3 separate regions of the Homo sapiens genome follow, and regions 1 and 3 are each linked to region 2. Evidence: chromatin contacts called from ENCODE Hi-C data. All regions are on one chromosome and are shown on one strand. Each heading gives the region's core, a stretch centred on a gene start or an enhancer-like site at or near the end of the contact. The rest is flanking DNA. Distances are from core to core; before and after follow the strand shown.

Region 1 (2,899 bases), core at 110-2,609, 530 kb before region 2:
AATGAATGTTTTCTCAATCCTTGTTATTGAGAGCTGTTTAATAGTTTATTTTGTATGTGAAGATTCATATCTAGATTGAGGCTTATACAACTTCATTTAAAGACAGCTTTTTCGGCTGGGCGCGGTGGCTCATGCCTGTAAGCCCAACACTTTGGGAGGCCGAGGCGGGCGGATCGTGAGGTCAGGAGATCAAGACTATCCTGGCCAATATGGTGAAACCCCGTCTCTACTAAAAATACAAAAATTAGCTGGGCGTGGTGGCGGGCACCTGTAGTCCCAGCTACTCGGAGGCTGAGGCAAGAGAATCCCTTGAACCCAGGAGGCGGAGGTTGCAGTGAGCCGAGATCGTGCCACTGCATTCCAGCCTGGGCGACAGAGTGAGACTCTGTCTCAAAAAAACAAAACAAACAAACAAAAAAGGAAAGCTTTTTCAGGTTGGAAAAATATCAACAGCAGACATGAAAAAGCATGAAAAATGACGCTAAGAATGTAAGCAACTGGAAACAAAAATTATAATGGTGCATAGTGAGCTGAAGATCTATATTTAAATGTGAACTCCCCTTTCAGTTTATAAGTGATTACTAACAGCCTCATCAGGTTTCTGGAATTAAATGTTTTATTATTTCCTCCCAAAGTTAGTCCTCAAACATTAGTATTTCTTGTGTTCTTTTGATTTGAATATTTGTTTTTAACACACAAGGATATCAACTCTATAAGTCAGTTAATATGTTCATGCTTTTAGTTAATCGAAAGTGGCTTATGATTTCAGTTTTTGGTATCAGGTGATGTTGCGGAAGTGAGGTTCACTGTGAAGCTTCTTCTTTTTTTTTTTTTAATCATTTTGTTGTTTCTTTGAGTGTATGTGAGCTTATAACTCAAGACACTATGTGAAATGACCCTGTGTTTCCTACATTATAGAAAAGAGGAAAATGAAGCAAGTTCAAGAAAATTAGATTTATGTGGAAAATAAATTCTGCATCTAGTTATTCATTATCAGGTATGAGATTACAGGCATGAGCCACTGTGCCTGGTGACCTCATTTGAACTCGATTACCTCTGTGAAGACCCTGTTTCCGAAGAAGGTCAACATTCTGAGGTGCCATTGTCAGGTATGAGGTAAACACACTGAGAATACCACATTTTGGCAACTCAGACAAGACTATTTTCCAAACATGTAACCCTGGGAAGAAGGTAACCTATCATAGTGTGTGTTAAGAAGTCAAGCAACCAAGAAATGTTAATTGAAGGCCCGTTTTGTACAAGGTTGCATGGAAAAGACACACTAGCGTAAGACATGGACAGTGGCCCTGAGTGACGTGCAGCCGGTTTAGGCGAATTAAGATTTACATACTTGAAAAGGGACAAACAAGTCTGGACGTGGTGACTCATACCTGTAATTCCAACACTGTGGGAGGTGGAGGCAGGAGGATCCCTTGAGGCCAGGAGTTTGCAACCAGCCTGGGCAACATGGGAAAACCCCTGTCTCTACAAAAATTAAAAAAAAATTAGCCATGTGTGGCAGCATGCCCATAGTCCCAGCTACTCACAGGGGCTGAGGTGGGAGAATTGCTTGAGCCCAGGAGATCCAGGCTGCAGAGATTGTGCCACTGCAGCCTGGGTGGCAGAGCGAGACCCTATCTCAAAAAAAAAAAAAAAAAAAAAAAGAACAGAAAAGGAACAAACAACAGACACAAGATTCCATGGAAAAGGGAGTGGTCTAAGTATTCAGACTGTAGGAATTCAGAGAGTGGAGAGGCTGGTTATTATGGGGGTGCTTCATCCTGGGGAGTTGAGGGAAAGGAGGTGCTGGCTGCCTGGAGCCTGGAAGAATCAAAGATTTCCAAGGCCATGGGGGGAAAGCATGAAGGATGAGTGAATAGACACCAGGGCTGAGCACCCTGAAAACTGTGAAGATACTAGATTGACCTGTTTGGAAAACCAAACAGATGTGGCTGTTATTGACAAGTGGTTTTGTTTTTGTTTTGAGACAGAGTCTCACTTGGTCGCCCAGGCTGGAGTGCTGTGGCTTGATCTTGGCTCCCTGCAACCTCCGCCTCCAAGGTTCAAGCAGTTCTCCTACCCCAGCCTCCCAAGTAGCTGGGATTACAGGCATGAGCCACCATGCCCGGCTAATTTTTTGTATTTTTAGTAGAGATGGGGCTTCACCATGTTGGCCAGGCTGGTCTCGAACTCCTGAGCTCAGATGATCCACTTGCCTTGGCCTCCCAAGGTGCTGGGATCACAGGCATGAGCCACTGTGCCTGGCCAACAAGTGGTTTAAATTGGATTCTCCATTTCCCACCTAATAGAAAGTCGGAAGCATAGGGCAAAAGTAAAGGAAGGACCCTGTGTTCTGCTGGTTAAATATAACAGAGGTCTGACTCCATGGCTATTATAGGAGAGGTGCATTTTGTTCTATGTAAATTATCTTGATGTGTCCCCTGTGCCTTTACCCCATGATTATTTAGCACTTTTTTCTCCACGGTCACAGGGACAGGGAGAAACATACACCCATAAAACAGTGTCATCTAGAGGCAAAAACTTGTAATGCTCAAGCATGTGCTCTGACGAGGTGGGGCAGGGTGTGTAGGAACAACACTCTACTAATTATTACAGAGCTTGCTCTGCACTCTCTGTAGAAGTCCTTCAATATCCAGTCTAACACACACAGTAACTTAAGAGAGGATTTTAAAAAATCAAAATGCCCTCAGATTTGTATTGGATTTAACCAGGCTGAGATCCCTGAGATCCAAATATAATAATGTGTCCTTTTTGGATGAATCAGACACAAGCAAAAATCTCCAGTGTGTGTCCAGCTTTAGAGGTGTAGTAATGGATTCCACAGTTCACGCTGGTGGGCCAGCCAAGACTTTTAATGCTGATGTGGGCTTCATTCTTT
Region 2 (2,913 bases), core at 28-2,527:
TGGCTCACGCCTGTAATCCCAGTACTTTGGGAGGCCAAGATGGGCGGATCACGAGGTCAAGAGAACAAGACAATCCTGGCCAACATGGTGAAACCCCGTCTCTACTAAAATACAAAAAAATTAGCTGGGCATGGTGGCGCGTGCCTGTAGTCCCAGCTACTCTGGAGGCTGAGGCAGGGGAATCACTTGAACCTATGAGGCGGAGGTTGCAGTGAGCCAAGATCGTGCCAGCCTGGTGACAGAGCAAGTCTCCATCACAAAAAATAAATAAATAAAATACAAAAATAAATAGAAAAAGAAACAGCCACACATGGACCAGAAAGTTGAGCCTCTGGTGACTTGACTTCAGGTGCTGCGGCAGGCAGGTGGCCCAGGGAGTAACTGGGGAGTGAAAATGAGAATGCAGCACATGGACCAACTCCTGTTGAGCCTCTTAGCAAAAGCCAGCCCTGTCCAGTAGAGCATTTTCCAACTGTTGCAAAAATTACCCTATGAACACCTCTCTCCCCAGAGTTCAAACTCGCACCTTTGATGATACTGCTTCCTGCTGCCATTGCCTATTCTGATGTCAGAGCAGCCATTCCCATGGAAAATGGAATGGAAAGCTAAATGGAGAGTGAGTAGGGGTTAAGACTTCTCTAAAATACCGCGGCTGCCAGGCAATTTCATTAAGGAGAAACAGAGATGGACAATGTCATAAACATTCTCCAGCCATCAGAAGAAACCACTTCCAGGAAAAGTAAATTTTGTGGTCGTAAACACTCACAGCAAGGGCCAGGCCACAGGCAGCGTGGCACTGGCAGAGAGCAGTGGTTGAGGTGAAAGTCACCCTGGGGCCCAGGTCTCAAACTTACCCTGGCTAGACTGAACCAGAACATTTTTCCGTTTCTTTTCCGTAAATTAATGTTTAAAAGTTCCCCTCCCCACATAATCCCAATCTCACTTTCAAGAGATAATGCTATCTCTTCAGTGTATATTTCTTCCGGTTGTATTATGCATATAAATCTCCAGACCATATGGACACACACACACATATGCACACACACGTATGAGTATTATACACATACATGTGTACAGATATCTTTTATACATGTATACACACAGGTGTACACATATGTGCATATGTGAGATCATGCTGAGCTCACCGTTTTCCAGTTCCTACTTTCACTTCACAATAGCTCTTGGCCATCTTCCACCACAGTGTATTTAGAGTGACTCTATAAATAGAACGATTTCTAATGCACCTTTCAGATTTCAACTCTTTAAATAAATGCGACAAGGGCACATCTCGTGGTCCAAGGTCGTGACTGCTAAGGCCCAGAGAACACAACAAATTTGCTGGCTTCAGCCGTGCTGACCTGCTGGAAGATGGGTACAGGCTCCTAAGTGGATGCTGCCATTTGTGCGCCTCCCAGCCACGCACCCCACCCTCATATACACACTATCCCTTGAGGAACATTTACCTTCCTTCCCGCCCCAGGTGTTTGTGACTTGGTGGGTAGTGGGTGACAGAGATGCACCTGTGTCTTCAGAACACAGGCCACTGAAGGACAGCAGGCCCGGGGCTGGTGGGGGCCTGAGCATGCCCTCCCTCACCAGGCTGACCAGGCTTGCATGCAGTGGGGCAGAGGCAGTGGAACTATCCAGAAAACATGCCCATCCCCCCGCCCAAGCCATCACAATGGGAGCTGAGTACAGGGTCACTAGGACAAAGAGTGAATGGAACCATCTTGAAAACAGCGGTGATGTTTCCTGTCTCCGCTGGCACAGGCCTCCGTGGAGCCCACGTTCTTTTCACAGAGTTCAAGTTGCTCAAAGAAATAAGGAGAGGCCACTTGTGAGCAGTGGTCCTCCAGGTGAAACCCAGAGGGCGTCGGGATGCCCACAGGTTCCTCAGGAAACTCATGCGGGGAGACATGGGGGTGCCAGGGACACGCCTCCACCCCACCATGGCTGCCCATAGCAGGGTCCGTGGCAAAGGGACCAGGTGGCCCATGGGTTAGTGGGAGCAGATGCCCAACCACCTCCTCCAGGCCCCACTGCCCCCTTGGGCCACCACAGAGACCTCCAACTTCTCCATCCTCTCTGTCTCTCCCTCTCTCTCCCCACTTGCTCTCTTCCTCAAGGGCCCTTTCCCTGTCAACTACCACTGGCACCCGGCTGGAGGAACAGGGCAGGTTTGCCTGTTAGTACCTGCGGCAACTCATCCCCCAGCCCCTAACTTTGAGGCGATCCCATTTTCCTCCTGTATTCCCTGAGCTTGACACAGCTGAATGTGGAAGACCCCAGGGCAACAAGAGGCTTGGGAAGGAAGGTCACACTGGAGTCGCGGGGGAAGGGTCACCCAGGCACAGGTACTCAGCATAGACTGCAGATGCTGGCCAGCCAGTCCTACACCCAGCTTACTGCAGAGGCACGACCACACTTCTGCTGCAAGGCTGGGGGAGACTCTGTGGTTTCGGTGAGGAAGAGGACAAGGAGGTGAGCGAGCCAGGAACAGCCCCCGCATGTCTCTTATCACGCCTTCATTCCCCTCTCCCCGCAGCACTGAGCTTCTGTGTTTTCTTTCCCCCAAGACTGTTCTCTCGGCTGCTGGTGGCAAAGGAGAGGGCTGCGGGGGAAGGAGAGAGAAAGGGGGGACCCCAGATGATCCTCCTATTCCCTAAGCTCTCAAAGTCTTCAGATATCTACAGCTTTGCTGCTCTAACCGCTCATTGTGAAAAGAATGAGTCTTATACTTGAATACAACCCTAAAATCAAAAGAATGACATCTAACCCGCTGTTCACCATAAATCTTTTTTTTTTTTAATTTTTGAGACAGAATCTCACTCTATCACCCAGGCTGGAGTGCAGTGGCATGATCTCGGCTCACTCCAACTTCTGCCTCCTGGGTTCAATTGATTCTCCTACCTC
Region 3 (2,700 bases), core at 178-2,677, 620 kb before region 2:
ACATTTCTGTCAGTACCCTCAGTTACATATTTTGGGAGACGTAATACTTAATGAACCAAAACTCTGTTTTGCTGGCAGGGAAAAAAATTGGGCTGATACAATCAAGATAATCCTATCAACTTTAGGATTATTAGGAATGTTGATAATCCTATCAACATTCTATCAACTCTGTAATCAGAAAAATATATTTAAAATAATGCGTGTTTGTTAAAAATAACCAAACAAAATACAGAAAAAAGCAAAGTAAAAATTGACAATCCCCTAACTCCAGTGTTGGTAGTTAGGGACAGAAGAAGGGTGGAGGATGTCTTTTGTCTGTGTTACATGATTACAGCAAAAGTCACTCTTCATTCTGGTAGAGCCATAGAAATCTGGCCGAGCAGAGGCAGCTGTGCCTGAGGAGCCTGACTTCGAATCAGCTGTGTTCATCTTTGCTAACCTCCCAAAGGGAGGAAGCTCAGGAAACCACCGTAGAACCCCCTAAAAGGGGAGGGTGGCTACAGCTGAGCAGGTGGGGGCAGGCAGGAGTGGAGAGAGGCGAGGATGATGAGTCAGGCAGGTGAGATGGAGGCTTTGTAGGTTATGTTAAGGCTCCTAGACTTAGCATTTCAAGCAGGGATGTGACCTGATCAGATTTATATTTTGCTTGCATTGCTGATGGACATTGGTTCAGTGCTCATTGTACTGGAAGGGTCAAGAATAGAGGCAGGGACCCAAATTTAGGGGGCTTCCCAGGGAATCCAGGGGAGAGGTGTTGTGGCCTGGACTAGATTTGGAACATCCAGAAGGGGACTGGAGCAATGACATACCTATACCTAGTCCCAGAGGGCCCCGATCTAGCTAAGGACAGAGCGTGCAGTCTTGCAGCTGCTGGGCTGATGACATGCTGGGGAGTGTATACCTGGGAAATTCTGGTACAGAGATAAAGGAAATGCTCAAGCCTCCACCTATGAATTTGCCCGGTGATTAAAATCATACTTCCTAAGCTTTATAGAAGCCCTCTGTTTGTCCCACAAAGGGCCACTAGCACAAGGAAATACATAATGTGTTCCCTTGTCATTTTATAAAAATGTAGACTGGTGCTGCCTGCTGTGAAAATGCCAGTCAGGTTGCTTCCTTCATAGTAATCAGTGGATTCTTTTGTCCATTTCTGAGTGGAGGATTAGCCCTCTGTTTGCCCCACAAAGGGCCACCAGCACGAGGAAATACATAGTGTGTCCCCTTGTCATTTTATAAAAATGTAGACTGGTGCTGCCTGCTGTGAAAATGCCAATCAGGTTGCTTCCTTTATAGTAATGAGTGGATTCTTTTGTCCATTTCTGAGTGGAGGATTCCTTTCCATAACGTGGTGTATTTGCAGTGTTTCTCTCAGAGGAGGAGTGCCTTTCTGGTGTCATCTGTCCTGTTGGTGGCAGAGTTCTGCTGCTGAATTAAACCTTTGTGTCGGCCTTGGCCACTCTTATGGCTCTGCTGGAGGTAAAGCCAGTGGAGTGGCCTTGTGGCATTTGCTCCGAGTTGTTGCTCATTTTTCTGAGATTATCAGAGGCCTTAGAGGGAAGCATTGAGGATTTCATTATGCTCCGATAACTATCACGTTGTCAATAATATGGTTCTGATAAGAGTGATGGGGGATGGTGGGGTTTTGTGAGTTGACAGACGTGGGTTTGAGACCCAGCTCTCCAGTCAGAAGCCAGCGCCAGGCCTGTTTCTCTTCTCTGAGTTTTAGTGTCCTCAGGTGGAGGGGAGGATAATATTAATAACACCTTCCTGATGTGGCTCCACTGGGCTGGCCACGCCATGGGCACCCAGCACGGGGTGGCTGCCCTGGTTCGTGTTAACCATCAGCAGGGTTGGAGAGCTCCCTCCTTACTGGTGTTGGAGGTCATTACCTGGCGGGGGATGTGGTAGATAAAGCACCTTTTATTGTCCCTACACAAGGCAACTATGGGGTAACACAATATAAGTTATTCAGATTAGAGAAAATATGAACTCTTGCTACAGTGTTACTGCAGACAGGCACATATGGTTTGTTAGGATGACATTTAAAAAAAGTCATTTTGAGTTACAGAATAAAATCAAACAAAATTCCTTTAATCACCAGGGCTGGGATGGAAATAAGGCAAAATGTTGATTCCTTTGAAAGACAATTTTTGGGTTTTTTTTGTTTTTTTTAAAAAAACTTTATGTGTTGATGGTTTACTCTGGTCTAGTCGTTCCTACTCCTATTCTGAAAGCAGGCCTTGAATTCCTGATTGTGTACAGGATTGTGTACAAACAATCAGGAATTCATCATTCATATGAAGAAGTTCTGTTTTTCCCTCTAGTGTCATGAATATTTTCATGTACGTATATGTTATGTGACTAGTGTTAAGAATGCATGTATTATATATGTGCATGCGTCTCATTTACATTGAATGTAGCTAAAAGGAATATTTGAAAAGTATACCTTGCCTGTCTCCAATTTCTACATTTCAAGTTAAAAATGGGAAATAATCTTAGAATCCATGCCTGTGGTTCATAAGCCTGGCTCAGCTCTTGCATTCCCAGCTACTGTCTGACGAAACTCACAGGAGCTGTGAAAACAACGCTGTTTTGTGAAAGCCAAGTAGGAGCTTAGGGTCATGGCAAACTTCAGAGAAATGTAAAGGAGCAGGCACTGTGGGTTTTGTCTACCCCACCCCCCCGACCCCACTGCCTTCC

The links. A loop is a pair of places that touch in the nucleus more often than their neighbours do. Pooled maps may share reads with other maps.
Region 1: a loop to region 2 is called in a pooled map, with 4 times the contacts of the local background. The contact joins two enhancer-like sites. A Hi-C loop is called at or near these places in 5 of 37 single-sample maps with no recorded cell type and 3 of 50 pooled maps.
Region 3: a map of B cell shows a loop between it and region 2 (8-fold over the local background). The contact joins two enhancer-like sites. A Hi-C loop is called at or near these places in 4 of 168 maps with a recorded cell type or tissue (B cell, chondrocyte, dorsolateral prefrontal cortex and 1 more), 23 of 37 single-sample maps with no recorded cell type and 19 of 50 pooled maps.

The regions. Positions count from the first base shown.
Region 1 is chr18:58,229,597-58,232,495 of GRCh38, forward strand. All of the region lies in intron 2 of NEDD4L (NEDD4 like E3 ubiquitin protein ligase), which reads left to right. Among named protein-coding and RNA genes, the nearest start is that of NEDD4L, 190 kb to the left of the region's middle. RefSeq lists an enhancer at 2,593-2,642. Within about 2 kb of position 1,360, at least 5 of the 41 ENCODE cell types and tissues checked have a DNase peak (open chromatin) inside an H3K27ac peak, as active enhancers do.
Region 2 is chr18:58,760,619-58,763,531 of GRCh38, forward strand. All of the region lies in intron 1 of LOC105372146 (a long non-coding RNA gene), which reads right to left. Among named protein-coding and RNA genes, the nearest start is that of LINC01926, 52 kb to the right of the region's middle. RefSeq lists an enhancer at 1,365-1,414. Within about 2 kb of position 1,278, at least 5 of the 41 ENCODE cell types and tissues checked have a DNase peak (open chromatin) inside an H3K27ac peak, as active enhancers do.
Region 3 is chr18:58,139,329-58,142,028 of GRCh38, forward strand. The region is part of intron 1 of NEDD4L (NEDD4 like E3 ubiquitin protein ligase); the gene reads left to right. Among named protein-coding and RNA genes, the nearest start is that of NEDD4L, 96 kb to the left of the region's middle. Within about 2 kb of position 1,428, at least 2 of the 41 ENCODE cell types and tissues checked have a DNase peak (open chromatin) inside an H3K27ac peak, as active enhancers do.